Regions from separate parts of the Homo sapiens genome. Here region 1 is linked to region 2. A link is a loop called in an ENCODE intact Hi-C map of the cell type or tissue named here. Cell type or tissue: CD14-positive monocyte. All regions are shown on one strand. Each heading gives the region's core, and the rest is flanking DNA. Links, peaks and the distances in the headings are about the cores only.

What was found. Peaks named below come from ENCODE experiments on the same cell type or tissue, not always from the same donor. Only the 100,000 strongest peaks of a DNase experiment are listed, where the experiment ranks them.
Region 1: a loop joins it to region 2, with 14 times the contacts of the local background. A loop is called at or near these places in 76 of 110 quality-filtered maps.

The regions. Positions count from the first base shown.
Region 1 is chr11:92,933,003-92,949,152 of GRCh38, reverse strand. It overlaps the pseudogene SNRPGP16. Among named protein-coding and RNA genes, the nearest start is that of LINC02746, 25 kb to the right of the region's middle. In CD14-positive monocyte, for the core only: CTCF peaks have their summits at 6,773 and 6,982; a DNase peak (open chromatin) is centred at 6,982.
Region 2 is chr11:93,213,374-93,229,523 of GRCh38, reverse strand. It overlaps LOC112268080 (ATP synthase subunit ATP5MJ, mitochondrial-like), which reads left to right and starts at 6,984. Exons shown (of 1, transcript XM_024448785.2): 1 at 6,984-8,216. The coding sequence starts at 7,894. The coding sequence ends at 8,070. In CD14-positive monocyte, for the core only: CTCF peaks have their summits at 3,506 and 3,705 (motif pointing right); no DNase peak of the experiment used is centred there.

The DNA of each region.
Region 1 (16,150 bases), core at 2,749-10,748, 280 kb after region 2:
CGGTAAGGTCTCCGGGTATGGTTTTTCCGACTCTCCCCTCTTCTCAGGTTTGTTGACCAGTAATATTCCAGGCTTATTATGGGACAATCACAGTTTAAACACCAGCCTTATCTGTCTTTTATTAAACTTCTTCTTAAACAGGGTGGAATCAAGGCTGATTCCAATAACTTTATTCTCTTATTTCAGACTATTGAAAAACATTGTCCTTGGTTTCCTGACAAAGGTTCTATGGACCTGTTAGACTGGGATCGAGTTGGTGCCACACTCTGCCAACTCAAGAGAGAATGGTGTTTTACTTCCTATTTCTGTTTGTACTGACTGGGCTCTCATTTGTGTTGCTTTACTTCCTTTTCAGTCTGGTGGTCCTCTTCAACTGCCAGAAGTTAATGCAGATGGTGAACTGCTCCCTTTACCTCGGGTAGCTGACCCCCCTACTAGTCCTCTTTCTGATGATGAAGAAGAATTCGATCTCTCCTTGTTTTCTCCCCAAGAGGAGGAACCTGGTGATGATCCCCTCCCTCCGCCTCCTATCATGGAAACTGTATATGTTAACTCTTCTTCTACTAAGCTGTTGCCCCCTCTGCCAGAGGAGGACATGCGGCATTCTTCTGAATGGTCTGTTTCTCGTTCCTCTTGTCCTTTTGGACCTCTCCCCTTTTCTAAGCCCACTGTTTCTTTTGATGCTCCGGGACCCCTTCTTTCAGAGGCTTGGAACCCTGCTTCCCCTCAGTCCGCATCCCAGCGCCCTCACTCTCCTTCTCTTCCTCTGTCCCTGCACAATGGATGCGTGAGTCACCTGTTTAGGTAGAGCAGTGGCCACTGTCCAAACACAAGTTGGAGGCTTTAATTGAAATTGTTAATGATTTACTACAAGCAAACACTACTGAGCCCTCATTGTCTTCATGGAACTCTCCTGTGTTTGTTGTACAAAAAAAGTCAGGAAAATGGAGGATGGTAACAGACTTAAGAGCTGCTAATGCAGTTATTAAACCTATGGGGGTGTTACAACCCGGTATGCCCTCCCCCTCCATGATTCCTAAGGAATGGCCTTTAATTATCATTGACCTTAAAGACTGCTTTTTCCATATTCCTTTAGACAAGTCAGACTGTGAAAAATTTGCTTTCACTATACCTTCCATTAACAATTCAGCTCCCGCAGCTAGATATCAATGGAAAGTTTTACCTCAAGGAATGATTAACAGTCCTACTATTTGTCAGTTGTTTGTCGGTACTGTGTTACAACCTATCCAACAGACTTTTAAAAATAATTACATTCTTCATTATATGGATGATATACTAATTGCTGCCTCCACTAAAGATGAATTAATTCAATGTTTTACCTCTTTAAAATTAGCTGATGCCAATGCAGGACTCCACATTGCTCCTGATAAAATTCAACAAGCCACTCCTTTTCTGTACTTAGGAATGCAGCTAGAAGCTCACTCCATTAAGCCCCAAAAAGTCCAACTTCATACTGACAATTTAAACACCTTAAATGATTTTCAAACATTACGAGGTGACATCAATTATCTCAGACCAACCCTAGGCATCCCTACTTATGCATTATTTCATCTATTTGCCACTTTATCAGGAGATACAGATTTAAACAGTCCTTGCTCTCTATCTGAGCCAGCAAAACAAGAGTTGTCTTTTGTAAAACAAAGAGTGAGAGAGGCACAAGTCTCTCATATTGACCCAAATTTGACTTTACAATTTTTAGTTTTTCCTTCCATCCACTCTCCTACGGGACTTATAGTACAAAATGATTCTCTAGTTGAATGGGTATTTCTTCCTAATTCAGCCTTTAAAACTCTTTCAATATATCTTGATCAAATAGCCACTTTGATTGGGTTAGGATGTCAACATATCACTAAAGTTTCCAGCTTTGATCCAAACATTATTGTAGTCCCTTTGTCAAAAAATGAAGTTAAAAATGCCTTTTCTACATCCTTGTGCTGGCAGACTAATCTGGCTGACTTCATTGGCACTATTGATGATCATTTGCCTAAGTCAAAATTCTTTCAATTTCTAAGAAATACTTCCTGGATTCTACCAAAACTTACTCGTTCATCACCACTAGAGACAGCCATTACCATTTTTAGTGATGGATCCAGTAATGGAAAGGCAGGGTATGTAGGACCAAAAGATAAAGTCATTTCTACTCCATACAATTCTGCTCAAAAAGCTGAGTTGTTTGCTGTTATCTCTGCATTACAGGATTTTGATCAGTCTCTTAATATTTTCTCTGACTCAGCATATGTAGTGCATGCCACTAAGGCAATAGAAACAGCTACCATCAAAAATATTACTGACACTAATCTGTTTTCCTTTTTCTCTTTGTTACAAAAAACTGTCTTTGTTACAAAAAACCGAAACCACTCTTTTTTCTTCACTCACATTCGTTCTCATACTAATTTGCCTGGACCTTTATCCAGTGGTAATCATAAAGTTGATACTCTAGTTTCTCTAGCCATTACAGATGCAGAACAATTTCATCAACTCACTTATACTAATGCCAGAAAAACATTTCTCTGGTAACCGTCCTACAGTAAACCAAGGAAGAGAAGTATGGTGGAAAGATGTTCAATCTAATATATGGTCAAAAAATTCTATTTTAACGTGGGGAAGAGGTTATGCTTGTGTTTCCCCAGGTGAACATCAATCTCCTGTTTGGATTCCTGCTAGACACATGAAATTGTGTCCTGAAAATGCATACAACAACGAGACAGAGAAATTTGCTGAAAAAGCACCACAGCAAGAAACAACTAACACATCCAATCGTCAAAAAGAAGAAAATGACCACGCTAACTCCTTTACAACAGACAATCCAGTCAGCCTTCCTGAACAACTTGTCTCCAGAGATCCAGGTCTGGCTCAACCTCTGCCTCCTCCTGATGACACTGATCCTTCTACCCTCTGTTGCCCCACAGACTGTTAAAAACTATACACATTGGGCCTATATTCCTTTTCCTCCTCTTATTCGAGCCATGACATAGATGGACGCTCCTATCGAGGTCTATGTTAATGATAGTATTTGGATGCCTGGTTCTGTAGATGATCGTTGTCCTGCCCAACCTTCAGAAGAAGGAATCCCTTTCAATATCACTTTAGGTTTTAGGTGTCCACCTTTGTGCCTGGGACCCACTAATGGATGTCTCTCATTAGATATTCAAACTTGGGCGGTCACACTACCATCTGGTCACTCTGTCCCTCCTTTGGGACACTTGGTATCAGGGCTCTCATTAAAACCTCTAAGGCAGATCAAAACAGAAATCACTGAATATATTCACACAACCCAATATAAGCCTTTAGGACCTGCATGATCTCTCAACTTGTCTTCAAATGCTGACAAATTAATATGGAAAGATTGTGTTAGCTCAGAAGGAACTGTGTTATTTAATTCTTCTCAGTACACCATTGTTGACTGGGCTCCCAAAGGTCATATTACTAATGATTGCTCTCAAGGTCACAAAGATTGTCAACATTTTCTCTATGATATTACTTATCAAAAAAGTAGTGACAACCCTCCCCTGTTATATCGTAGATTTAACTCCTTTTTTCCTCTTAAGTGGAAAGGGGCAGGGGTTGCCCCTCCAAAGCCAAGGCTCATTGTTCTGCACTTAGAACCTGAACATTCAGAATTATGGAGATTAACAATAGCTATGACTGGTATGAGAGTTTGGGCTGGAGAAAGTGTTATAAGTAAATCCACCTTGTCACCTCAAAATATATATACTATCTATATGGAGTCCAACAAAACTATATCACTTAAAAGTTGTGTTAAACTACCATATACGTTATTAGTAGGAAAGATGCATGATAGTTCAGAAACCAACATAATTACCTGTGTTAATTGTTACTTGTGTATTTGTATTGACTCATCCTTTAATCAATATCATAGTATTTTAATAGTCAGAGCCAGAGAAGGTATTTGGCTCCCTGTAGCCTTACATGGGCCTTGGGAATCTTCCCCCTCTATCCATGTTATTAACAATATTCTACAGAAAATTCTTAAAAGGAGTAAATGATTTATTTTTACATTAATTGCAATAATAATGGGCTTGATTGCTGTAACTGCGACTGCTGCTACTGCTGGAGTTGCATTACATCAATCTATTCAAACTGTTCATTTTGTGGATAAATGGCAAAAAAATTCTACTCAGATATGGAATTCTCAGTCAGGTATTGATAAAAAATTGGCTAACCAAATTAATGACCTAAGACAAACTGTTACATGGATGGGAGATAAAATTATGAGTTTAGAACATAGATTACAAATGCAATGTGATTGGAATACTTCTAATTTTTGTACAACTCCGTTTCAATAAAATGAGTCTGTTTACAATAGGGAATCAGTAAACTGTCATTTACAAGGAAGTGAAGATAATTTAAGTTTAGACATAAGCAAGCTAAAAGAACAGATTTTTGAGGCCTCACAAGCACACTTAACTGCTTTACCTGGTGCTGAAGTTTTAGGTGGTATCTCTGAGGGATTATCTAATCTCAACCCCATTCAATAGGTAAAATCTTTGGGAGGATCCACTATCGTTAATTTTGTTTTGTATATAATTTGTGCTATTGGTTTATTGTTCATGTGTAAAATTGGAAAAAATATTCTTCAATCCAATTGTGATCAGCACCAAGCTATGATTGCTATGGTTCATTTAAATCAGAGAAAAGGGGGAGATGTAGGGAGACCCCCTGAAACTATTGCTATGGAATAAAAGATGAAATGCTCCTGATTATTGTAAATAAAAAATTGCATGCAGGATTGTGTAAAGACAATGCCAGGTTGGACTGCCAGAATGAGCCAACAGCATGTGATGTGCTTCCCCCTGCAGAGAGCCTATGAATGGACGTGCAGTCAGGGAGGTTTCACATCATCAAGATTCCTATCCCAGAAAAGCAGATGTTCATAGCTCTAGGAATGGAATGCGACCTTTGTGGAGAGCCTATAAACGGATGCATGGGGGGTGCCTGTCCATATGGATAAGATAGGGCTATAAATGCCCTCATCTTGCCACGGCTCTTCTAGGCCTCTTGAGGGTTAAGGCATACTCCCTTCTGAGAATTTCTGGTCTAACCGGTTGTCTAGCTTCATGTCCTGTTTCTATGGATTGTTTGTAACCAGCTTTTGTTGCAACTGTTACTGCTGATTAATATCTTGCTAATCATAGGTTATGGAAAGATTGTGTTTCTGTTTTAAGCCTCTGTTAGAAATTACTGATGCACACACTATATTGTAAATTCTTATCTCTGTATACTGTACTTCTACATACAAATGTACTGTACTTCTACATACAAATGTTATGTTAAAGAATTACTTCATCCCCATGTGACCATCTCACCTCATAATCAAATGACCCTAAATCCCTCACTAACCTACCCCCTCCTCACTAAACTTAATAATAAATGCTGGCATATCCAGTGCATCGTTGGCACCGTGGGACCAGAAGGCAGTGACCCCCCCTGGACCCAGCTTTCACTATCTTGTGTGTGTCTATTATTTCTCAACCTGCTGATCTGCCTGGGAACAAAGAGAGAGCCCCATTGCATTGCGGGCTGCTGGCCAGATCCCGCAATAGCTAAAGAGGAACACAAGTATTTGCCTAAAGTTTTTTCTCTATGTGCAGAGTATCTGCATTTTTTGAGATGCATGGAAGTTATAATAATTAAGAGCAGTGATTTCAAAACCCAGATTTCTATAAAAAGTCTGTGGCAATTTAGGCTTTCTCTAACCCTCTCTTCAAAACCCTTCCAGGTTCCATCCACTGCCTACACTCCTACATTTCTAGATATCACTTCTAGGTACCAAAATCTGTATTAGGTACCTATTGCTGCCTAAGACTGTCATCATAAAATTAGCATCTGAAAAGAAGAAACACTTACTATCTCACAGTTTCTGTGGGGCCAGAATCTGAGTGTGGTTAGCTGATGTCTCTGGCTCAGGGTTTCTCACAAGGCTGTAATCAAGATGTTGGATGGGGCTGCGGCCATCCCAAGACACATGGGGGAAAACCCTCTTCCAAGCTTCCAAGCTCACTCACCTGGTTGTTGGCAGCTCACAACTTGACAGCTGGCTTTCTTCAAAACAAAAGAGTAAGAGAGTGAGAAAGGTGCTGAAGACAGAAGTGACAGCCTTTTTGCAAGCTGGTAAGTAAGATACCATCACTATTGAAGTAGTCTCTATTGGGCGGCAGTCACTAGGTCCAGCCCATACCTCCCGGCGGAGGGATCACGCAAAGGCATGAACACCAGAGGGCAGGAGTCATTGGGGCCATCTGCCACATTTACCTTCTTACTACGCACACCTTCCATTCTTTCCTTCCTTACCTCTTCCCTTCCTTCCTCATTCTCTCTTCTTCCTTCCAGGGCTTACTGTAAGTCTACAGTGGCCCGGGAGCTACACCAGGCATTGGGAATGCAAAGCTTATGAACACTGAGGTTTGCAGCCCAGTGGAGAAGAAAGGTCCAGTAAAATAACGTTTTCCAAGCTTCAGCCACTCGCTGTTTTGGCCATGTACATGGGCTTCTTAAATCTTTTCTAACTCAATGTTTTTCTTTAAAGTGATGGACCTTTAAAATATGGCCTCATCCTAAACTCATGGTTTTTGACTTTGACTGCCTGATGGCGTCACCTTGGGAGACTATTTAACCTGGAGATGTAGGGGATGTGGTTGACACCGGGCATCCCGTTCTCCCACCCCACACTTGCTTTACCATGTACTTATGCCCACCACAGTTGGGAGGTGACAGCTTACCTGGGGAGGAGATCCGTTCTTTTGCTCTTTGGAAACAGACTCCAAGCTTTGCCCCGTATTATTCCTCTGTTCTACCCTTCACAATATCCCCTGCCCTTACCCCTTTTCTGAATATTCATCAACCAAAGGGCAGTGCATCAGTGAAGGACAAATCTTCACAAAAAAGATACTTCCCGTTTGTTTTATTAAAAAGAAACGGAGCATTATTGTGGGCACTTGCGACTCCCAGTGGTAGAGAAGGGAAAATACATTCAGTGATGTCGGGGTAGGAGAGAAGGGAAGGAAGCATCTTTCACCAGCTCTCCGGAGCCTTTGCTTACACTACAAATGCAAAACAATGTCTCTAGGGGGCTAAAACAACACACACAAATAAGAAAACACTTCCACCTCTCATCCCTTATCCTCCGCAGTTTTATTCACATCTAAGTCAGGTAGCAATAGTCACCTCCACCAGTACAAACACAGCCAGAAGCTATAAGTGTCATGTTGTTCCCTCATCTTGCCCTTGGCCTCTTGGAGCTTAAGGACTGTTAATGACCACAATCCACTGAGACCACCCCTACTCCTGCCTGCCGAACACCCTCAGTGCTGTTTAAAAGCTCAATCCATGAGCAGCCACCTATGCCAGGCTCTGGGCTAGCATTGAGTGGAGTGGAGCAAAGGTGAGCCAGCTGCCCACTCTGTTCAGGTCATCTGTCTGGATGTCCCCTCCTTTGTATTTACTGATTCTGCCAGGCAAGAAGTTGAGGAGATTTATTCATTTCATTTAACAAATAGTAACTCACTGTCTACTGTATGTCCTGCATTGTTTCAGGCAATGAACAAAAAAGGCCTTGCTCTCAGGGAACTTACATTCCCAGCTACTGAACCTCATGTTCTTGTCTTTACTTAACCCCTGGGTCCCAAAACCTGCCCAAATGGAAAGAAATCTTAGTGATTCTCCAACTCCTGTCCCCTGTAAGTGAGGTTACTGAAGCCCACTGAGGTAATGTGCCCGGCCTGAGGTCACAGAAGAAGACACAACAGACTCTAGACTAGATCCCAGCGTCCCAGCTAGAGATAAATGTCAAGACACTCACAGCTGTGGGCACAAAGCTGTCTGTCTGGAAGCATTTTGGGAAAGTTAGAAACCTAGTGAGCGAACATATTTTAATACATCAATTTCATCAACTGGCGAATGAATCAGGTAAAGAGAAGTAATTATATCTTTTGGTTAAAAAGCAAAGTACTCTCAGGGACTCACAGACTTCTTATGAGACTGTCTTTTCTGCCTCCCTGAGTTCAGGCAGGATTCATCTAGAAGCATCCTCTGTGGGTGAGGGGAGCAGAGGCACATGGCACAGCGAGAGGCTGCCCAGTGTAGCAGAAGCTTCTCCAACATCCGCCCAAGTACCCCTCCTGACCAAAGGGGCTAATCCATATCTCAGGGACCTGAGGAGATAGTCCTATGCTGCAGGAGGAAAAGCAGAATTGAAGTCTCATATTTTACTATAAAAACCAATATGAGTGTTGCATTCTGAGGCACTAATATATCACTATGCTTAACATAAAAATGATATTTTTACCCAAATATCTGAATAAAATAAATTCTGTAGAAGGATACACCACCTTTATGCAGAACACCTTATCCATTACCCCTGGGCCTAAGAGCCTCCATTTTGAGAAGCACAGACCTGGTTCCAAACCCAACTCTGTCTGTGGAATGCTAGCAAATTAACTTACTGCCCTGGAACTCAATTTTCTTATCTGTAAAAGCAACACAAAGTTGTGAGCTCTAGAGAGAGTAAGGACCACTGAGAATGGTAATACCATTGTCAATACAGAGTTTTACAAGTTACCAAGCATTTTCCATGTGTTACCTTATTTTCATAGGAAGAGAGCAGATCTGGAAGCCAGTTAATCTTGGCTTTGCCAGAGTGGCTCTGTTGGTCTTGGGCAAATGGAGTAACTTTTGTGAGCTTCCACAGCCTTATTCATGAAAGAGGTGTCATAATGACGCTGTGGGTTATTGTGATAACTAAACACACATAAGGTGTGCAGGCTTCAGTAAGTGGCACATCTCACTAGTGCCTGGAGCAGCTGCTGTGAGTGGGTGAGAACACCAACCCAAGTCAGACAGGCTTGACTCTCACTAACTGGGTGTCCTTGGGCAAATCACTTAACATCTTTGTGTCTCAGTTTCTTTTACCTGTTAAATAAGGATGAAAATAGTACCTTCTTAGAAAGTTGCGAAGATAAAATGAGTTACTATAAGACACACTCACAATAGCTGCTGGCTCAGAATGTTGAGTATTCCAGTAAGTACCTGTGCACAGTTGGCTGGCCTTATCATTGGCCTCTTTGGTTAGGAAACCAGAGGCTTAGAGAGGTTCTCCTCCATCAACATGACTTCTCTTCCCCAAGTGGAAGATCTAGTATTTGAACCCAGATTCCCTGATTCCAGAACCAGTGGTCTTTTTCACCATGCCCCACACAGGAGTGGGGGTTGCACGTCCTATAGTAGTTTATCTTCCACTGCAAGCCTTGAATCACTCGGGCACACACATAGAGGTCAATGCCCACACAGTGATGCCAAATATGAATAGCAGAGATTCTCAGGTTACTTACTTCTAGTTCATGAAATAATGCATTATTGCTTCCTGGAGAGGTCGGAGAATAGAAAAAAACCTCTGTGCCCCGTGACTCTAATGGAATTTCTGTCGGAGATGAAGCAACCTTCTCAGTTACCTTAAGATGTTAGAAGAAGCCAACATTATCCTGATACTATATGGGCCCAGCAGAGTTGTAAAATGTAAAAACTGTGAGAGATCACAGATTGTGTCAATGAAAGAGAAACCTAGGCTTTTACAGAATTAAAGTTAGTTTCACTGAGTCTTCCCTCAGATGGCAATCCAGGTGAATCTTTCAGTTTTGGTTAGACTGCTCCAAAGCAGTGTATGAACCCATAACTTACGTATTAGATGGTGGAGGTTCTACATGTGCTCAGAAGTTACATTAAAGCAAAATCTCATCAAAGCCTGGGTGTGAGAGCACATCTGATTATAGATTGCAGAGGGAAAATCATTAATACTGTCAGACGTTACGTACAAGAAAAGGCAAGGGCTGAGATCATTGAGCTTATCTTTTCTAAAAAACACAGTGATTCAGGTAAGAGACATGAAAACCTGAGGCATGGCTTCTTCACTGCAAGGGCTGGCTGTGAGACTGGCCAGAGGCAGATGTTTGCTACTTCGTCTCATAATTATTTTCTCCAAATAATAAGGAAATTGAGGTCTATGGCTCTTAGACCCCTTGACCTACAAGCTATATTTGTTTGATCTATTCTATTTAATAACCAGAGGCTTCCTCATTTGGGCCCCACCATGCATCCTCCCCCACTCAAAAGGGAAAAACAAACTGTTTTTCTTTACTCAGTTACTTCACTTTTGACACCAGATGTGTGGGTTTTTCACATCAACAATTCTCCAATCCTCTGTAGGCATTAACTGGGTGTCTTACAATTTAATTCTGAGAGTTAGCACAGACCCCACCACTAACGGGCTCAGCCCCACGAGATGGCCCCCAACTTCAGATACCAATTGCAAGCACAAGGTTGTTACCTGTACTTCTGAGCAACTAGCCATAAATCAACGGTTCCCATGACCTCCTCCTTGGGTTTAACCATTTGCTAGAATAGCTCACAGAACTCAGAGAAATACTTATGTTTACCAGTTTGTTACAAAGTTATGGAGCATGGGCAAGACATGGTGGCTCACGCCTGTAATCCCAGCACTTTGGGAGGCCGAGGCAGGTGGATCACGAGGTCAGGAGATGGAGACCATCCTGGCTAATACGGCGAAACCCCGTCTCTACTAAAAATACAAAAAAATTAGCCGGGCGTGGTGGCGGGCACCTGTAGTCCAGCTACTCCGGGGGCTGAGGCAGGAGAATGGCGTGAACCTGGGAGGCAGAGCCTGCTGTGAGTCAAGATCGCGCCACTGCACTCCAGCCAGGGCGACAGGGTCAGACTCCGTCTCAAAAATAAATAAATAAAAATAAATAAACAAATAAATAAATAAATAAATAAATAAAGTTATGGAGGATGTAGATGAACTGCCAGATGAAGAGGTACATAAGAGGTATGTGGGAAGGCTACAGATCTTCCATACCCTCCCAGGATGCACCATGCTCCAGGTATCTCCATGTGTTCAGCAACCTGGAAGCTCTCAGAATCTGTCCTTCTGAGTTTTTATGGAGGCTTCATTTATGTAGTGCCGATTGATTAAATAATTGGCCACTGGTGATCAACTCAACCTTCAGTTTTTTTACCCTCCCTGGAGACAGGGGGCTGAAAGTTCCAACCTTCTAATCACATGGTTGGTTTCCCTGCCAACCAACCCCCACTCGCAGACACTATAGGACACCGTAGCCAAAAATAATTTTATTTGCATGCAAAGAGACATTTATCCCTTTGGAGACTCCAAGGATTTTAGGAATGATTCCAAGGGTTTTAGGGGAGGATGAAAATAAAATTGTATATTTCTTAGTACATAGCAATATCACACCCACCTATTTAACACTACCACCTACCCTCTGTCATTCTGTGTCCAACTTTTTTGACTATTACAAAAGTTTATTTAATAAAAAGTTTAATATGAAAATGTACACGATCTAATTTTTACATCATAGAGAACAGACCCTTTGGAGAGGGGACATGAATTCCTCTGCTGGATAGCCATTATTTAGACTTGTTCCAAGGCTTTTAACGTGATGATACTGTTTCCTCCTATTTCCACTGTTCTAATATTGTTCTGTTGCCCACTAATTGCCATCTTCACACATTCATCTATCATAAGATTCATAAAATGACTGAATCCCCACAGTATTCCTTGGACACATCTACCACCATTTAATTTCAGTGACAACTTGTCCATAAGTTTTTTCAACTTGAGAGAGTGAGCTTTGTTCATGGTGTCTACTGAGCAGGCTCAGAGATGCACTGAAATGGAATTTATGGCCTCCATCACACTTCACAGATAGGCCCAGTGTTTAGTGTCTGATGTCACTCATTCTATTAGCCAATTGATCGTGGGCCTGTGTCCAAAATTTCAAGTCTTCTCCTTTGCCTGCAAACCTCCAAGCTTCCCTCCTCCCTTGCTTTCTCCAAGCCCATGACCCCCTTCCTACTACACAGAGAAAACAGAAGCTATCATAGGAAATGCTCATTGCTTCCACAGACTCACCTTCTACTGTGTCAACCCCTCAATCTGTCCTGTTCCTGGAGAAGAGAGGCTCTCTTCCTAGGCAATGTCTGGGTCTCAGCCTGCCTTCTTGAGGAGCTTACACTATATTAATTTTATCTGTTCTCTCGTAAATCTGTATCTCAGACTCTCCTGGCTCCTTCCAATAAGCATTTGGGCAAGTTTCCACCTCTCCCTCTTAAAAACCTAATAAAAACCCTCCTTGATCTCATATCCCCCTTTAGCTACTTCTTTACCTCTTTTGTTAGTGACCAGGTTCATTCTGCCATCACACAGCAATCCAATCACTGTGATGATGGATTTCTGCCTAAGAGGAAAAATTGTATTCACAACACTGTAATGCAAGGAAGCAGAAGAACAAATCTCCAGCAGGCCTCCCCAAAAATAGAGCTTGGAGATGCTTATGAGAAAGAAAGCAGGATGGTCTAAAGAGTTGGAAAAGATGATTGGCGGGTAGGAAAGGTGAGGTTGTTGGGATTTCTGCAAGCATAATTGAGCTACACAGTTCATCACATGACATGTGTGCAGAAAATGGCAGTGTTAGCATGATCTGAGGGTGGAGTTTTTGGCTCTCTGACATTGAAAGGTCATTCTTTGGTCACCTGCACAGGCCCAGTTGAAGGATCAGTGGTCTCAACCAGCTTGAACTGGAGAAGAGCTTCCCCCCTATAGTAACAGTTGCAGCTTTTTTTTTTTTTTTTTTTTTTTTGAGACGGAGTCTCGCTCTGTTGCCCAGGCTGGAGTGCAGTGGTGCGATCTCAGCTCACTGCAAGCTCCGCCTCCTGAGTTCACACCATTGTCCTGCCTCAGCCTCCTGAGTAGCTGGGACTGCAGGCACCCGCCACCAAGCCCGGCTAATTTTTTTTTATTTTTAGTAGAGACGGGGTTTCACCGTGTTAGCCAGGTTGATCTCGATCTCCTGACCTCGTGATCCACCCTCCTCAGGCTCCCAAAGTGCTGGGATTACAGGCGTGAGCCACCGCGCCCAGCCTTTTTTTTTTTTTTTTTCTTAACAGAGTCTCACTCTCTGGCCCAGGCTGGAATGCAGTGGCACCATCTCGGCTCATTGCAACCTCCTCCTCCCGGGTTCAAGCGATTCTCCTGCCTGAGCCTCCTGAGTAGCTGGGATTACAAACACACACCACCACACCCAGCTAATTTTTGTATTTTTAGTAGAGACAGGGTTTCACTATGTTGGCCAGGCTGGTCTCGAACTCCTGACTTAAGGTGATCCGCCTGCCTTGGACTCCCAAAGTGCTGGGATTACAGGCATGAGCCACCACGCCTGGCAAAACTTTTAAATAATTAAAGTTAGTTTTATTCAGAAGGCTTCCTGAGGATTATAGACAGAGGCCGACAGCCCAGGAACAGCCCTTCTGCTCTGTCAGAGGTTCTGTCAGACCGCTGTGACACAGGGCTTCAGCCCACTGTTTAGATACAGGTGGTGGAGGTTCAGTACATGCAAAATCACATCAAACTGGCTCAGAAGTTGTATTATAGCAGAATCAAATCAAGGCTTCAGTGTAAGAGTACATCTGGTCATAGATTACTAAAGTACTTTTGGTTATAGATTGTAAAAGTATGATCACTAACCCGGTCAGACATCTTATGTGTAAGAAAAGCCAAGGGCCAGGATCATTTATCCTTTTAAGGAATTATGTTGACTCAGGCAAGAGACATGGGGGCCATGTGCTATCTCCTGTTTTGTCCTCAAACTATCTTTCAGAGAGCTGCATGGTGTCACAGAGTCAGAAGTTTAAGCAGAAATGAGCAAATTTGGCTTCTTAAGTTTGCTACTTTGTCTCACACAGACTTTTTAAAATTTTTTCATTCATTTTTTTCATCCAACAAATTTTTGTTGAAGACAGAGTATGTGTTAGTCACTTTTCTAGGTGCTAGAAAATAGCAATGAAGGGAGAGAGAAAAACTCTTGTCCTCATGAAGCTCACTGTTTAGCAGGAACCTGAAAAGGTCACATGGAGCTAAGGAAGTGAGCCATGTAACACGAGAGGGAAAAGCATTTCAGGCAGAGGGAACATCAGTGCAAACGCCCTGGTGCAGGGATGAGAGGGTGAGCACTTGACAATCATGTCAGAGAGTTAACGGGGGAAGTAGTGTATGTGCTGAATTCTGCAAGGCCTTATGCTCCTCTGTGAGGTTTCTGGCTTTTCTCCTGAGTGACTGGGGGCTGCTGGAGGGTTTTAGGCTGAGGAGAAGGTTTTAAGCTCATCTGACATGTTTTCTATAAGGATCAGTCTGACTGCCACGTGGGAACAGGGAGGACTGCGGCTTGGACCAGGATGATGGAAGTCATTGAGTCCAACAGGAAATTGTGGAACTCCTGAGGGCTCAGCCGCCCCTGGTCTCTTCTCCCTGAGGTGAGAGTCCTGCAGTGAGACGTTGCTTATGTGACCCCATCTCCTCCCGTGATGCCAGTCGCCTTCTACTCATTGCCAAGTCCAACCCAGGCATCTTCTCCGAGCTCCCTGTCATTGTTTCCATTTGGCTTTCTCACCATCACCTCAAACACAGCCTATCTTGTCCCCACCAAACATGCCCCACAAGCCACCCAGTGCTAAGCCAGACACTTGGAAGTTTATCTGCGATACTTCCCCGCACTTCACCTCCACATTCATTTAGCTCTGCACTAAATGAATGGTTTTATTCATCCACCATTTCTCTCCACATCCTTTCTAAGCCACCACTGTGTTTGCATTAGTCTCCCAACTGGACTCATGATGTCCACTCCTGTGCCCTTTCTCCCCAGTCCCTTCTCTAAGCTGCAGGCAAAGAGAACCTTTAAAAATTCAGATCTCATCAGATTACACCCCTGATTAAAATCTTTAAATGCCTTCCCATTGCTCCTAGATAAATACCAAAGTCCTTACAAAACAAAATCCCCATCCCACCCTGAAGTATCTTACCCTTTCCTTCATCCCTAGTCATATTCTATACCCTGTCAGTCTTTCTTTCTTTTTTTTGAGACGAGTCTCTCTCCGTCGCCCAGGCTGGGGTGCAGTAGCGTGATCTCGGCTCACTGCAAGCTACGCCTCCCAGGTTCACGCCGTTCTCCTGCCTCAGCCTCCCCAGTAGCTGGGACTACAGGTGCCTGCCACCACGCCTGGCTATTTTTTTTGTATTTTTTAGTGGAGACGGGGTTTCACCGTGTTTGCCAGGATGGTCTCAATCTCCTGACCTTGTGATCCGCCCGCCTTGGCCTCCCAAAGTGCTGGGATTACAGGCGTGAGCCACCGCGCCCAGCCCAGTCTTTCTATTCACTCCAGAAGTATTAACTTTCTTTGGGTCCTTTCCACTGCAGTACCTTTGCACGTGATGCTCCCTGTGCTTAGAAGGCTCCCTCACACCCTCTTTACCTTCTGTCTCCTCCAGGTCTCAGCTTATGTAGCTTTCCCAGGAAAGCATGTGCAACCCCAGATGAGATTAGAGCTGTCTCTCTCCACAAGCTCACACCACCTTGGATTTCTTTTTCATGGTGTCATCACAATTAGAATGTATTGTTTATATCAAGGGTTGGTGAATGTTTTTCCATCTTATAAGCTCTATACCACGTCTATCTTCTCACCATGGTATCTCCAGTTTTGAGGACAGTGCGTGCACACAGAGGGGCTTACTAAATGATGATGCCCTTAGATCCAAACAAGGAGGCCTTTGCCTGAATCCTGCTCCTGCCCTCCTCCAGCTGTGTGAGGTAAAAAGTCTATAGGTCCAAGGGGAATTGTCCACCCAAGGCTACATCCTCCTTCTAAGTGCCCAGGACTCTAAAATTTCTACCCCAAAGGCCCAGGACCCACGTCCATGGTCTCTATGTGCCTCTTACCTGGGCCTATTCTCAGGAAGGTGGATGATGCCATTAGAATGAGTGCCTTTAGGCCTGAGGCATGTCCATGGAGTGGTGGGTGAAGCTGTGTGTGCAGCTTGGACATGCAAGGTAGAGCATCCACACACCTGTGTGCAAGGATACATGGTACAGAACTCAGCTTGGGTGGGAAAAAAGTTGTCAGGCCATGGTTGGAGGGCTAGGGCCAGCAATCCTCGCACTGTCACATTTGAGCACAGAACTGTGAGCGTTCCAAGAATTCTATATTCAAACCTAGTTTTTCAGGTCATCTTGAAAGTGAATGGGTCAAA
Region 2 (16,150 bases), core at 3,381-11,380:
ATGGCGTGAACCCAGGAGGCGGAGCTGGTAGTGAGCCGAGATCGTGCCACTACACTCCAGCCTGGGCAACAGAGCGAGACTCCGTCTCAAAAAAAAAAAAAAAAAAAAAAAAAAAAAGATCCCAAAGAATCCTGACACTACTGGATTATAACACTGTGGAAAAAAACCTAAGAATCCACCAGTGCCCTTAATGATACTAAACAAAGAGAAAAACAAATAATAAGAATAACAGGAGAGCTTTTCTTTATAATAGAACATCAACTAGTAAATGTGGAAGGAATAACACAGAAAATCACGATTTTGCACCCATCATAGTAATATTTTGTTTAGATAAGAATCATCCAGGAATATTAAAACCATTGCGTGAAAGTTTGTTGGGAATGAGTATATTTACACAGCATGAAAATTTCTCCTCACAGATTATTCATTAACTACAAGAGGAAAAAAGTATTTCTACATAACAGATAACACTGTAGCTAAGTGACCACCAACAATGGGACAAACTGATATCTTATGATTCCTGATAAGAAAGGCTAAGAATACAACATCACTTATGTAACATTCCTGCCAAAAATGTATAACCTGAACTTAATTATGAGGAAACCACCAGTCAATCTCAAATTGAAGGATAAGCCACAAGGCAACTGGTCTGAATGTTTCAAAAATATCAATGTCAGAAGAGAAAAAGAAAGGCCAGGCATGGTGGCTCAAGCCTGTAATCCCAGCACTTTGGGAGGCCAAGGTGGACAGATTACAAGGTCAGGAGTTCGAGACCAGCCTAGCCAACATGGAGAAACCCCGTCTCTACTAAAAATAGAAAATTAGCAGGGCATGGTGGCGCATGCCTGTAATCCCAGCTACTTGGGAGGCTGAGGCAGGAGAATCTTTTGAACCTGGGAGGCTGAGGTTGTGGTGAGCCGAGATCATGCCATTGTACTCCAGCCTGGGCAACAAGAATGAAACTCCTCTCAAAAAAAAAGAAATAAAGAAAGAAAGAAAGGCTGTGGAGCCATTCTAGATTAAAAGTCATTAAAAAATGATTACAACTAAATGAAAAGCATGGTTCGTTACTGAATGTCTGATGAGAAAAAAAAATAAACACATTGCTATTAGGGATATTGCTAGGACAACTGATAGAATTTGGACAGAGATTGCATATTCCATAGTAGTATTATTGTATCATCATTAAATTTTTTGAACAGTCATTGCTCCATGTAAAACAATGTCCCTGTTCTTAAAATACAAATACTAAAGTATTAGGAGTGAATGTGCTTCAGTTGTATTTTTGAATCAGCTATTTTTAAAGGGGAATTATATGTAGGCATCAAGATCTAGGTGCTAGGTGTCTTCATTGTAGCTCAGGTTGCATTACTTCTAGGCCCTTTCACTAGGCCCTAAATACTTTAGTATTTATCTTTTAAGAGCAACAACAATAACATAGTTATAGGTGGAAAGATATAAAGCCAGCGTGGTAAAGTATTAACAATTGGCAAATCTCGGTGAAGGATATATGACAGTTTATTGTCCTAATTTAGCAACATTTCTATAAATGTGAAACTTTTACAAAATAAAAAGATAAAACAAATTTGAAAATCTTTAGGTGAATCTCTCTCCCCAACTAAATGGCATAAAAAAATTATCCTCCCTTTAAGCCCAGGGATTTTCCACTAATTTTGTCACTATTACATTTTCCTGTTGATAAGTTTTAGTTACTTCTTACAGGCAGCTGATGGAGAAGCAGGTTTGGGTGAAGGTGATGGGTGCAATTTGACACAGTGTCTTTGAGATCCAATGTGTCTCGAGAGATCCAATGTGATAGGAGCTCAGGGAAGAGGTCCCAGCCAAAGACATGGAATCAGGTGATATTAGTCCCTTGAGAGTTCTCCTGGAGGGAGCTTGGAGAATAAGAGTGGCAACTGTAAAGGAGACTAAGAGTGAATGGTGGGAGAACCAAGGGGAGCCATGGTTCAGCAGCTGTGGAAGGATACATTTCATATGGAGACCATGGTCCATAGCCTGAAATGTCCCAAGGAGTAAAGCAGACAACTGTAAAGTCCCCTGGATTTGGCAAGTAGGTGGTCCTTGGTAACCTGAATGACTTCCATAGGGGAGGGAGTTGAGGAGTGGGATTGGGTGAAACCACACCAGGGTGCATTAAAGAGTAATCGTGTGGCCAAGTGTGGTAGCTCATGCCTGTAATCCCACCACTTTGGGAGGCCGAGGTAGGCAGATCACTTGAGGTTAGCAGTTTGAGACAAGCCTCGCCAACATGGTAAAACCCCGTCTCTACTAAAAATACAAAAATTAGCCAGGCGTCGTGGCAGGCACGTGTAGTCCCAGCTACAGCTCAGGAGGCTGAGGCAGGAGAATCTCTTGAACCCAGGAGGTGGAAGTTGCACTGAGCTGAGATCGTGCCACTGCAGTCCAACCTGGGCAACACAGCAAGACTCTGTCTTTAAAAAAAAAAAAAAAAGTAATTGTGTAGGCCGGGCACAGTGGTTGAGGCCTGTAATCCCAGCACTTTGGGAGGCTGAGGCAGGCGGATATCTTTGAGCTCAGGAGTTCAAGACCAGCATGGGCAACATGGCAAAACCCCATCTCTACTAAAAATACAAAAAAATTAGCCATGTCTGGTGGTGGTGTGTGTCTGCAGTCCCAGCTACTTGAGAGGCTGAGGTGGGAAAATCTCTTGAGCCTGGGAGGCGGAGGTTGCAGTGAGCTGTGGTTGTGCCACTGCATTCCAGCCTGGGCAACAGAGCTAGACACTGTCTCAAAAACAAAAACAAAAACAAAAAGTAATTGTGGAGGTGAAATGTGATAAGAGTATTTGGATAAGCCTATTTGGAAGGGCAGGAGAGAAATATAGATGAAGGCAGATTTTTGGATTTGGTCTTTAGAGCTGGAAGGGATTTGCCCATGGAGAGGGGGAGGTTAGAGAATTGGAAAGGGGGATAGTTACATTAGCAAGAGCCCAGAGGAACCAGAGGGCAGGAGATCAGGGGTAGAGTGGTGGAACTAACCTGAGTAGGGAAAGAATGTATCTTCCCACCCAGTGGCCTATGAACCCTAGGGCCTTGTCTTCTGTCTTGATCTGTCTCAAAAGAAACCAAACTGTTAGCCTCTTTCCTAATATTTCTGATGAGCCAACCACAGGATCCTGGTAGGCAGGGTATTGACTTAGGTAGAGTTCTGAATTTGGAGTGGGAAGACAGCTTTAATTTCTTGTTTTTTGCTTGACTTCCTGACTGTGTTATCCTTTCTGAGCAGCAATGTCCTCATCTTTAAAATGAAAAAAATGTACTCCATGTAATAAAGTAGGACAATATATGAAAACACTTTAGAAAGGGACTTGCGATTAGGTAGCTTTTTTGAGGTGTTTGTTTGTTTGTTTGTTTGTCCCTCTGCTCTTAGGATCTGGCAATATTCCAGTGACCAGGAGATCTGGAAGTTGCCAAGAATGTTCTCTGCAACTGCTGGCTTCTAATGAGGCAGCTCACACAGGATTTGCTGTCTTGGATTTAAAAATAAGTGCATCCACAGAGAGATGGACTGTCACCAGAGGTTTGGTAATATAATTAACTGTAGAATGCAAGCCAATGGAAGCCAGCTGGCAATCACTGAAACTTGGGGGTTCGGTAGCTCAGAATGAGTTTGTTATTGAGAATTGTTTATAATAATCAAATTTCCACTAGGTGACAGCAAAGCCCATAATATGATCTAAATCATTGTTCTTCTTGAATAAATAGTGTTTGAGAATCTTCCAAAAGCAGCAGATCCTGCCATTCTGGAGAGAGTAATTATTGCTAAAATTATGACATATGGCCTCGAGATATTGTCATTACTCTTCTGAGATAAATAACTCCAGTTTTAAAAAAACCAATTTTAGTGTTTGACATTCTAAGTCACTTGAATTTATAGAAACAACTATAACAATAATTTAAAAAGCTAATATGTGTTAACCATTTGCTGTGTGCCAGGCACTCTTATAAATGCGCATGGCTCTTGATACTACCCAACCTCTCAGAGGTTTCACAGGGACCACAAGTCCCCTCTTTTAATAAAGAACTAAGTCTTCCCTGGGCCACTTCTGTAACCATAACACTAATTACATAAATACATGCTTGTGGCTGAACTACCCTGCCCAGGAGAGGAGGAGTTTGGTTATGCATATTAATGATTTAGTCAAGAGCCCTTTACAGGGTTTTATGAACAATTTTCAGTTATAATTGGTATTTCTCAGAGCATTTATCTTTTTTAAAAATAACTTTCCCCCTCTTAGACCTATGCTAACCCTTCATTGGGTTCCATGTTGGTGGCTCATTCATCTTGGGACTGTGTTGAGTTTGCGGTAACCTATTGGAGTCTTTTTTTTTAGGGTCTAAGGCGGAGACCCCAGGCAGAGTGAGCTTGACTCATCATGGTACAAAGCCTTTAACCATCAGAAGGAAGTGGGAATTATGGGGGCATTGCTGGTATTTGACTCTGTCCCCTGGCCCCTGGCTCCTGAATGCTTGCCTTGGTTCTAAGCAGAGAAAGGACTGAGAAGTAAAATGGCAGGGCTGTTTCTGGAACACACTAATTCACAGGCAGCCCTGCTTAGTTTGTTTTCTTCAATCAGAATATAACATAAAAACCAGGGAGCTACATAGCTGGCTCCTCTACGGCTACCCATACTGCTTTTCTTTTCTTTTTAATTATTACTATCTCTGAAAGTATGCTATAAATGCATGAGATGAAATTTCCAAAGGTGCAACAGAGCACACAGTTAAAAAGTAAGTTTTACTTCCCACACCTGTTCCCCATAGGAAACCACTGGTTCTCATAGTTACCAGTTTCCAGTAATGTTCAGCCTCAGCAGCCTGGGGATTCCATGCTTGCAGGACAGTGGTAGGGATGCTGGCTGCTGATGGGGGGAGCAGTTAGGAGTAGCTCAGATTGCGGAGTGAGTTAAGCACATGTGACACCTCCTGATGAGGCTCAGGGACTAGGGGCACATGGCGTGTGGGAAAATAAGCCAGGAAACCTTAGGAATTCATAACAAGATGGCCTTATTTGCACCCACAGGCTGGTGTTGCCTGGGGAAGTTGTGTACTATTATTATTGAAATATGTTCTCAGATGAAAGTTAAAAAATAAAGATAAGTATATCTCATTATTTAAGTATATATATATACGTATATATATGTATATACATATTTATATAGGTATATATAAGTATATATATACGTACTTATATACGTATATATGTATACATGTATACGTATATATATGTACTTATATACGTATATATATTTCTTATATACATATATGCACATATATAAGTATATATACGTGGGTATATATACACGATACGTATATATACACATATATATGTATATGTGTATATATATAACTATATATACGTATATATATAATTATATATACGTATATATATAATTATATATACGTGTATATACACGTATATATATGTATATATAAACAGTTTTTCCTGCAATATGGAGCCCAAGCCCCAGTCTCCAAGTCTCGTAGCAACCCAAGAACCAGAAAACAATGCCTCCAGAAGATAGAAATTGACACTCCTAAGGTCACCAGCAATCTTATCCAACAATGTCAGCTGAGCCACGAGAGGCAGCAACCATTGCAGAGTGGCAGCCAGCCTAGGCAAGCCATGACCCAGCCCCTGACACTGGCCCCAGGTGCATTCACAAGGGTGAGCATGTGTGCTGGTTGACCCAGGACCACCTCAGTTTATACCTGGGATAATTGTTAAAAGGGTCCTTTTCCAATCTCAAGAACTGTCCCAAGTTTGTCAATAAAGTACATGATCTCTCTAAATACAGTTCCCCTGTGCATCATCTTCCCCCGTGCCACTCCTCCAGGGTGCTGGACCAATTATGGAGTTAGGGTGGGTCAGGTGTCTACCATCTTTCAGACCCAAAGCTGCAACCATTTTCTTTCCCTAGGACCTCTTCTGGGTCTAACAGTCTCCTGTTTCTGGGGCACAAAAGGGCCAATTCTACCTCCAGTTCAGGCAACAGAACTCCCCAGCCACCCTTCGGAGGATTGGATACCCTAAATGCTTATGCCTCTTTTCCCCAATGAGCCCGATGCTCAATAGCTCAAATGTAGTTTACCACTGAGATACGTAATAAACATCTCAGGATATTTATTTTGGCCCCTCTCTAATCCCTAGCATGTCATTTTCATGAGGAAAAAAAGGAAAACAAAATCCTCCTACAATAACTGGAAATTTCCAGAGGTTAATAATTTTGGAAGCATATTCTTCTGGATATGTATGTAGTCTTTTATTAGTTCTAGCTGTTTTTCAGCAGACTTTAAAAGTTTTTTCTGGGTAAACAATCATGATTTGCAAGTAATAATTATACTGACACCTAATATTTATTTATTTAACATTTTGAAACTTTTTATTTTAGAGCCTAAAACTTCTAGGATATAATTGAATAACAATGATAGCAAGCATGTCTTCTTGCCGACTTTAATAGAATGCTTCTAGTATTTCACCCTTAAAATGATGTGATTTAAGGTTGGACTTTGTGTGAAGGGAGTATCCTCTTAAGCTTACCAAAATAATTACTTTGGTTGTAACTTATAGAATAAATTGTCAGTATCTTGATCTTTGTTTTGTCCAGATAAATGGCAATGGAACTATACCTTTGCTTTACTCAGATATCCAACTGTTGCAGCTCTTTCTCTTTTTACCTACAATAAAATATTAAATCCATAAATCATTAAGTGCATGGGTTTAAGTCTAGTTGTGGGACCTTGCTAACTATTCTGAATTTCACTTTCTTTATCTGAAAATTAGAATTAAAAATACTGACTTCACAGAGTTGCTGCATTAACTTATTGCCTAGAATGTAGCAAGCACTCAATAAGTGTATTATTATAGCTGTTATAATATATATATTTCACTCTCTGATCCTATTGGAGATATAGATATAAAATATATCACATGTAATAATAAGAGAGTGAAAAATCTCCTTAGAAAAGACTTTTCAGTTAATGACAGTGGTGATTCTAGGATTATCTTAAGTTCACTGTGGTCTTTTCTTTAGAGGTGGTAGAATGCCCAACTGTTCCAGTTTGTTCTGGATAGGGGAGTGTCCCAGGATGAAGGACTTTCGGTGCTAAAACCAGAGAAGTCCTGGGTAAATTGGGACAAGTTGGTCACCTAGATCATGGTGATATTTGACTCCTTTCCTGTTTTCATCTGATCAGGTAGGCTCCTCCAGAAGACAAAAATAGCATTCAAAGAAAATTATTAAAGGCCTGCTGATGAACTGACATCACCATCATCATTTTAGTAATAATAATAATACTGTAATAATAAGCCATATTTAGAAGGAAACTAAATATCTTTCTAAGGAAATTTCTAGCAAACCAAGACAAACACTACTGGGATGATTTTCACAAAAGATTTACTCTTTGGATGGTAAGCAAGCACTAAGAAAGTAGCTATTCCAATGGGGCAGGAGGAAGAAAAGAGAAGCTGGGGTGCTTGACATAGTTCAGATACTACAAATCTGGTGCTCCTGATCTACAGAAGGAAGTGTGGACATAGACCCACACTGGGTGTGAGAGTAACAGGAAGAGGTGCAAGAGAGAGGTGATTCCCCTCTAGAAAGTTTGGGGCAAGCCTGGAGGGGATGCTGGCTTTGTGGGCTGTTGCCAGGATAGTTGCTACCCACCTGTGCTCTGGCCTGAACCTGGCTGAGTCATCACCCAGAATGCTGTGACAAGTGGGAGTAATTATAGCCCAGGAGGACATGGAAGCATCAAGTAATTACAGCCGAGGGGGACACGCCCTGGGCTATGGCGCTGCTGTGCACAGAGCACGAGGCAAGGTACAGGCAGGTGTGGGCAAAAGGTATAGATGCTTCAAAGTATTATTAAAAATGTGTGGATCCCCATGAAGCTCTACTATACTCAAGTTTACCAGGATATTTGGGTAGGAATGGGGCTGATGAGCCTCATCATTTATAAAATCCAGAGTGCTAATAAAAGAAGTAAAGCTTTGAAATCTCCGGTGCCTGCTCACAGTCATCACTAACCAGCTTTACCTGGAGTACACATGAAATGAAACATCAGTCAGCTTGTAAATTTAAGTAAGCTGTGTTAGACTGTACACTTGTTTAAGTATCGCTTACTTCATGGCATGAATAAATGGATCTGTGAAATTCACTGAAAAAAAAAAGAGAGATCAAGATCGGGAGTACGGTGGAAACAGAGGTCATTGCTGGGTAAACTCAAAAGATTTAGTACACAGGACAGAGACATGGCTGAGGCACTGGGATTTTATTCTTACTAGATGCTGGACAGTTATTGTGGCTTCAATGAGATAATGCACATAGATACAGAGTTCTTACATGGCACATAGTTAAAGCTTACTATCACTTATTTTTAGTTTTTGCACCTTTGAAAGCTAATCAACTAATTTCCTCTAGTATAGAAGCCGGTGAACAAAAGTCAAAAAATGAATTTCTTTACTGGGAATAAAAGTTGTGCAAGTTGTGTTTGTTCCACCAACAATTTCCTTTGATCCAAATGGCCAGTATAGAAAGATCAGCATTCTTCTACAGTGGCTAGAGAACAAACAATGATGCCAAGGGCACATATACCAGGAAGAGACCACTAATGACCTCTCACAGGCCTCCCAAGGTAGCATCATGACCTGAAATTACCCATGCAGGCCAGGAACTGTAATTTTATTCATCCATAGGAAGAAACACTTATCTCAGGTGTTAGTTCTGCACAATAATCAAACTTACAAGAGTGAATACAAACCAGTGTATCTGTTATTTGTAGTTTTAAATTTTTATTGTTTTTATTTTTCAATAATTTAATACAATCAATCAATAAAAGAGGGCCATGTATGGGCCACTGGTGATAGTGTGTTACTAAACACAGATATTGGATAGGCAATTAGCAGTGTCTGCTCCAACCATGGCATCAGTTTATTAATTTTCAATAATAAATTACTATAAGAATTCTGGAGTCCTTATGATCAGTGCCAAGTGCCATGAAAAGTCCAATCAAAATCAGAAACCATTAATTTATTCCTTCAGAAGAAATTACTGCATAGGTTTATCTGACAAACACAGTCTTCCTTAAGAGATTAGCTTAACCATAATCAAGAGGAAGGTTGTCCTGAATGCAGAATACAAGCTAAGAAAGTTGACTGTTTAATGGCTTCAGGGTAAGAAAGTTTCTGGCCCACAGAACTGGAAATACTGGCCAGGTCACAGCCTCTCTAGGACAGTGCTAAGATGGAAATTACTAACATTGGCTTCAGTGACTTTTCCTGCTTTTTCTGTGCCCAAGTCACAAAAATCACTTTTTAATGTATGTATTATTTGCTTAGTCAAGTTAATATATCTACCTTGGTTATAGCAAACTTTTGCAAGCCCACAGGCCAGTTTTTCATCTCTAAAGAGTTTTTGTGTATCTCTGCTTTGATTTTGTAGCCTGTTGATTTCACTGTTTCTCCTTGTGCAAGCATCTCAAGTTCTTCTGACCACTTCACTGACACCCCTATATACAGAGAGCAACTATCCAATCTCCCTGCTTTTTGACATTCCTCTTATCTTGTATATAATACATAGGTAATTCCATGAAGTTCCTCAGGATCCCTTCTATTCAGTATATTGTTGACTGAAGTCTTTGGTCATCACCTAGGTCTCTGTGCCATTAATTACCTCCTTTATTTCTTGTATGTTAATTTATTACTCCACTGGATCCAGCTTCAGTCTACAAATATAGTCAAGTCTCCACTGCCCCCAAAACCCTGCCCTCAAGTCTGCAACTCTCAGGCTACTTTCCTTTCATGGTCGAGGGACTGGAAACAGCACTGTCATGCATCATTGCCCTCTTGCATGTATGAACACACCTTGCAAACTGGTTCCTACAAGTTCCACACTCCAGTGGAACTTGCTTCTTGGAGTAGAGCTAACCTTCAGTGACCTCTTCTCCCTGGGGTCTAGTGCTAGCCCCCGAAAGGAGTGAATGCCTTGCTTTGCTGACATTTTCCCTGGCCATAGTTAAAATAGGGACACACACTCAAGCTAGGTTACTTCCCTCTCGTAGGATATGGAGCATGGACTGGAGAGGTGCAGAATTTTCTGGAGCAGAGTTGTATTAATGGCTGCACCACCTGGGAGAGGGGTCATAGATTCCTAGGAGGCCCCCAGAGCTGCCCTGGTTCCTACCCTTCCCGAACCTTGGTTGTTCATCTCCTCCGCTGACTCTCTGTGAGCTCTCCTAGAATCCTCCTTTAGGCACTGCCGTTAAATTCCTTTTTTTCTTTCTGTCTAAGCTAGTGACAGTCAGCTTCTACCCTTTACAACCTAATTAACCGGTTAATTCTTAACCAGTTAATTCTCTTACCCTTTTTAACAATTCAGAAGCATTGAACACTGAAGAATCCCCTTCCCTGCTGAAATTGTTTTTCTGTGTCTTTGCTGCCTGTGCATTCTTGTGGCTCCTTGTCCTGCAGCATTTTCTCAGGCCCCACTGTCACTCCTCTTCTTTCCCTCACCCTTGAATGAAAGACTTCCTAAAATGTTTTAAAATTTTTTTTGTTTTGCTTCCTAAAATGTTTTAAAAATTTTTTTGTTTTGCTTTGAGACAGTCTCACTCTGTCACCCAGGCTGGAGTGCAGTGGCATGATCTTGGCTCACTGCAGGCTCCACCTCCCGGGTTCAAGTGGTTCTCCTGTCTCAACCTCCTGAGTAGCTGGGATTACAGGTGTATGCCACCATGCCCAGCTAATTTTTATATTTTTTAGTAGAGACAGGGTTTCACCATGTTGGCCAGGCTGGCCTTGAACTCCTGATCTCAGGTGATCCGCCTGCCTCGGCTTCCCAAAGTGCTAGAATCACAGGCATGAGCCATCGCCCGGCCCTTCCTAAAATATTATTTGTGAGAATCTTTTTTACATTCTCACTTATTCAAATCAACAAAACAAAATTTGAATGAGCCAGACACTCCACCTCAATTCAGAATATTTTGAAGACATAGTCTAGAGAACATGACTATATATATGGTCATATTCTATTGGCATAGTCAAGCAACAAGACATCCAAGTTCTAGATGTACATTTCTGGTTATCTAAATGTATATTTCTGATTCAACTCACCTAAGATCACCTATTACCATCTCAAATTTAATATGCTTAAAACTAGACTCATTATTTTTGCCCTCAAATATGATCCTTTTTCTATCTTTCTAATCTCAATCAATAACAGTACCATCCTCCCAGCATAAGCTTAAATAGCAGAGTCATCTCTTATTCCCTCTTCACATCTGGTCAATGCACAGGCCCTGCTGATTCTGACCCTGACACACATTCACCTCAGCAGAACACGCCCACAGGCACCCCCCGTCAAGTCTCCTTACATTTCCCTTCCTGCTGCAGGGGTTTACTAACTCAGTGCCCAACTATCTGGCTGTGCCCTACCCAGTCATCCTCTACATGGCTGCTTAAGTCTTTTAAAACTCAGATTTAATCATGACAGTTCCCAGAAGAGAAGCCTTTCAATGGTTCTCCAAGGGATGTTCATAAAAATTGCTGAGGAGTTCTGAAAAAGTGAAGATTCTTGGGCTGCAAATAAGACTTCCTCAGTCAGTTTCCAGAAATAAGGCATGGGCATTTTGAGAAACTCACCCCCCCACCCCCACCCAGGGATTTTGATATAGACCTACAATTAAGTGTCATTGCTTTAATGGAACCTCAATGCCTACTGAACAGATCTCAAATTTCTCACTGTGATATTTAGGGCACCAACTTCTGCTTCAAGCCTTGTCTCCTTTAATTCCTTACATATTCCAAAGTCTGACAAACAGTGATCACAGTAGTTACTATTTCCTGAATGCCTCCTGACATCATGCCTTTCATTAGTCTGCTCTTGCCACTTGGAATATCCTTTCTTCTCCATTTCTATTTCTCTCAATTACACCCTCCTTCAAGGTCAAGTTTGACTAATTTAGAGTAAAATACACTTAAAGTATTTAGAGTAGTTATGGGGTCATAATAAACCCTCTGTAATAGCAGTTAATGTTGTTATGATGATGATAATGATAAATAATACCTTATACTTCCATGAAGTCCTTACCACCCCCTAAATCAGAACTAGTCTTTCCTTCTTTTGTGTTTCCATTGCACTTTGTTTCTATTCCTTTTAGGGTATCTGCTAGATTCTGTTTTGCTTTTTGTACCTGTCTTCCCTTTCCTGGTGAAGTGAAACCTTGTTGGTGAACTCTATCTTGGTCAGGTACTAAATCATATTCAAAACATGGCAGTTGCTCAATACATTTTTACTATTTTAAATTGAGTTCTAAATGATCTATTTGAACTGTCACCCCAGCCAGAAACAGATGTTCAGCGGGACTTCCTGCCTGTTTGTCCAGCATGTTTTGTCTCTGAGCTGAGCAGGGGAGAAACCTGACTCAGAGCCCTTTAAATTAAACATGTATTTAAGTGGCAAAAGAATTTTCAATTAGAGCCTGGGCAAAGGAGACGTTAACATTTGTTGAGTGCATACTCTGCCAGAACACTGCAGTGTGTTTGCCCTTGGAACAGCTGTGTAGCAGGAGGCTGCTTCTGACCTATTCTGTATTCTTCCCTCCCATTGTTTGCTTAAGGTAACATTTATGTCTGATATTTGCTTAATGTGCCTTTCAAGTCGTTTCTGAGCATTGTAAAGAGGAAACGGTTCACTGGGTGGCAATGCCAGGCACTCAATCCTGAGTAACTGACGTGTTAGTGGTGCTCTTTGAAAAGTATGATGTACGGTTAAGTGTCAGACTGTCTGGATAATTTGCTGTTACCATCAGCCAGGTGGCTGTTTAAATGGTTTTAGATTGAGCATGAGTTTCCCATAATTTTAGGCCTTCCTCAAATCCATACTCCTAGGAGAAGTGGGGATTTTTGGCCCATGGCATGATGTCCCTGTGAACAGCAGCAGAAATGTAGATCTGTTTTGTGAGATAAGGGACTAAAGTGGTTCTTTGAGCCCATGCTTCATGTTGAATGGTAGTTAGGACTATAACACGGGTGGCTATATAACTTATTGTTAAAACAGTGGATGCTCAGCACAACAGAATCCTTTGGGACTATTCCAGGCAAACTGGGACCTCAGCTATTAAAGCACAGATCACCTCCACGCTGGGCATGGAGTCAGTGACAGCTGCTTCTTTCAACTCCAGATAAAGTGCTAAAAGAGAGAGTGTGAACCCTGAGAGTAAGTATAAAGATCCTCTGGATGTGCAGGATTCATCCTGAAGTGACTGAACAAAGCTAAGGGGTGAATTTGATAAATCTCTGCACTGCAGCCTAATGTTAGAGCAGGCTTCTTAGTTGAAAGAGCGAATCACACATTGGGGGCTTCTGAGGAAAGTTAGGCCTCTCCTCTAAATACCACAGTGTGATGAGGGGCAGGTATGGACTTTGCCTGAATACAGAGGCTGATGTCTGAACTTAAGAGTCTTATTGATTGCATCCATTGTTTTCTGGACTGTCCAGCGAAGCCCTCTCCAAGTCCTACCTTACCTTCGAGGCTCACTGAGCGAGGAATGTCTCTGTTGGTATTCTCACCGTCCTCCAATCCCATTGCTTTCTCCTTCCTTAGAACTGATACACCCTCTCTACTACCGAAGTTGTGACTTACATTTATACAGCCCCGCTGAAAATCATTACCAACCTACCTCAAAGGAATCTTTACTTATTGTGAATCCCTCTAGCATTGAGTTGTTGAGTCCCCTTTGCCCTTGTGATACATAGCCTTGCACTGTTACTTGTTCTTTTTACCTGGACTGTTTTGTCTTCCCAAATTGATTGAGAATATAAGTCATATATTATTGTTCTTCCTTCATCCGCATTACTCAATTATCGATGAATATTTATTGATTGATTTTGAAAATCTTATTTTGTATGTTGAACCATCTTGGTTTTGTTCTGAATAGACGAGCTATTTATGTTACCAAAATGTACCTGCACTTTCCCTTCATTTCTGACCATATCACCAAAAAAAAAAAAAAAAAAAAATTCCTCCTAATCTGGAATTTACATCAGACTTCTTGGAGGAATTGGGAGATGAATTAATATTTTAACTCACAAGGGTGATGCTAGAAGCCTAAAGTACACAGCAGAAGTGGTAAGATGAATAGAAGTGTTAAAATCCACAGAAGGGCCAGGCACAGTGGCTTGTGCCTGTAATCCCAGCACTTTGGGAGGCCGAGGCGGGCGGATCACGAGGTCAGGAGATCGAGACCATCCCGGCTAAAACGGTGAAACCCCGTCTCTACTAAAAATATACAAAAAATTAGCCGGGCGTAGTGGCGGGCGCCTGTAGTCCCAGCTACTTGGGAGGCTGAGGCAGGAGAATGGCGTGAACCCGGGAGGCGGAGCTTGCAGTGAGCCGAGATCCCGCCACTGCACTCCAGCCTGGGCGACAGAGCGAGACTCCGTCTCAAAAAAAAAAAAAAAAAAAAAAAAATTAGCAGGGCATGGTGGCGTGTGCCTGTAATCCCAGCTACTCAGGAGGCTGAGGCAGGAGAATCGCTTGAACCTGGGAAGTGAAGGTTGCAGTGAGCTGAGATCACACCACTACACTCCAGCCTGGGCAACTCTGTCTCAGGGGGAAAAAAAAAAATTCATCAGATTGGAATTGGGATCCTGGGTTTGGTTCTTGTGACTACTAAGCCTTAGAATTTACTTCTTCTCTGAACCTCAGTTTGTTCATTTGTAAAATATTGATCATAATATTTATTTCTGTAGGGTTATTGTGAAGATTAAATGAGATAACGTATAAGAAAACACTAAGCATGATGCCTAGAACAGTGAATGTTAAATAATTCTCAATCTGAATGGGTCACTGATGTTGTTTTGGAGTATGCCAAATCCTGTAATTCTAGGTATTTTGGTTTCCTTATAGAGCCACATTTGAAAGATCACCAATGGAGATAAGGTCAAACTTGTTAGATTGTAAATAGCCTCTTGACATAAGTAATGGAACCCAAAGACCTAAATAGAGGATGGATGGATTAGTATCCATTTATAATACACAAAATGAACTGTTCTTGGTCAATTTCTCACTTCTTTGACTTAATACAATGGCCTATTATTAAGTAATCAATCATTGATCTAATTTATTATACAATGAATGCAGTCTATTGAGAAAGTCAGATCAAAATGCTTAGCTGTTTTATGAGGGAAAAATCAGATGAGGAACAATTGTGTGTTATCACTAAAAAACAAAATTAACAGGAACAGTATCCTATAAATGAAGCATAATGTGATTGGCTACCAGCCTGGTCTTAAAGAAAATGGGTTGGTGACATTTTCTTAAATGGTACCTTTTTCCAAGGACCTCTTATCTCAAAATCTTCTGAGGGCATGGGCTAGAATGCAGTCCTCCAACTGGAACTTCTCCTTTTTCCTGAATGGAAGCTTTCTAACTTCCATGCCACTTATTTTTATTACCAAAAAGCACATATATGTTGGTGTTTATTTTCTCTGATCAGTTCTATGGGGAATCTATATCTCTTAAGCAGATTTCCCAAATGAGTATGGAACTATTCTTTCCCAATGTGGTTGGTATTGTCAACAAGGTTATTAAATTGTGAGCAAGCTCCTTGAATAATCATGAAAAGTGTCCCAGGTAGCAGGAATTCCAGGATTCCTCATGCATAACATGTGTCTCAGGTGACCTACTTACCACAAGTAAGTCTTTCACACACTCCTTTTGAACTGTGATGAAAGTAAACTATACAAAAACTGACAGGTACAGCCTGTCAAATTAAATCCCAAACTAGACCTTGATGTTAAAATCCTGAAATAGAGAGGACTTATCAAGTTAAATTTACATGTGAGGATCATGAGTCCTTAGCATCAAGAGAAAACCCAGACTTTTGTACTCGGCATGATAATAGTTTTATTTGAAGACAACACAAGTGAAATAATTTCCTTGCAAGTTAATGTCTAACCAATACATAATGCTTAGAATGGAAAGAAGCAAATTTCGTAAAGCACCCTTTTTCTTTTGAGCCTTCGGGAGTACACTTGAGATTTATTATAAGCTTTAAAGCCTTTTACCAGTCATGTTAAATACCAAAGGGAATAACTTACATGTGGG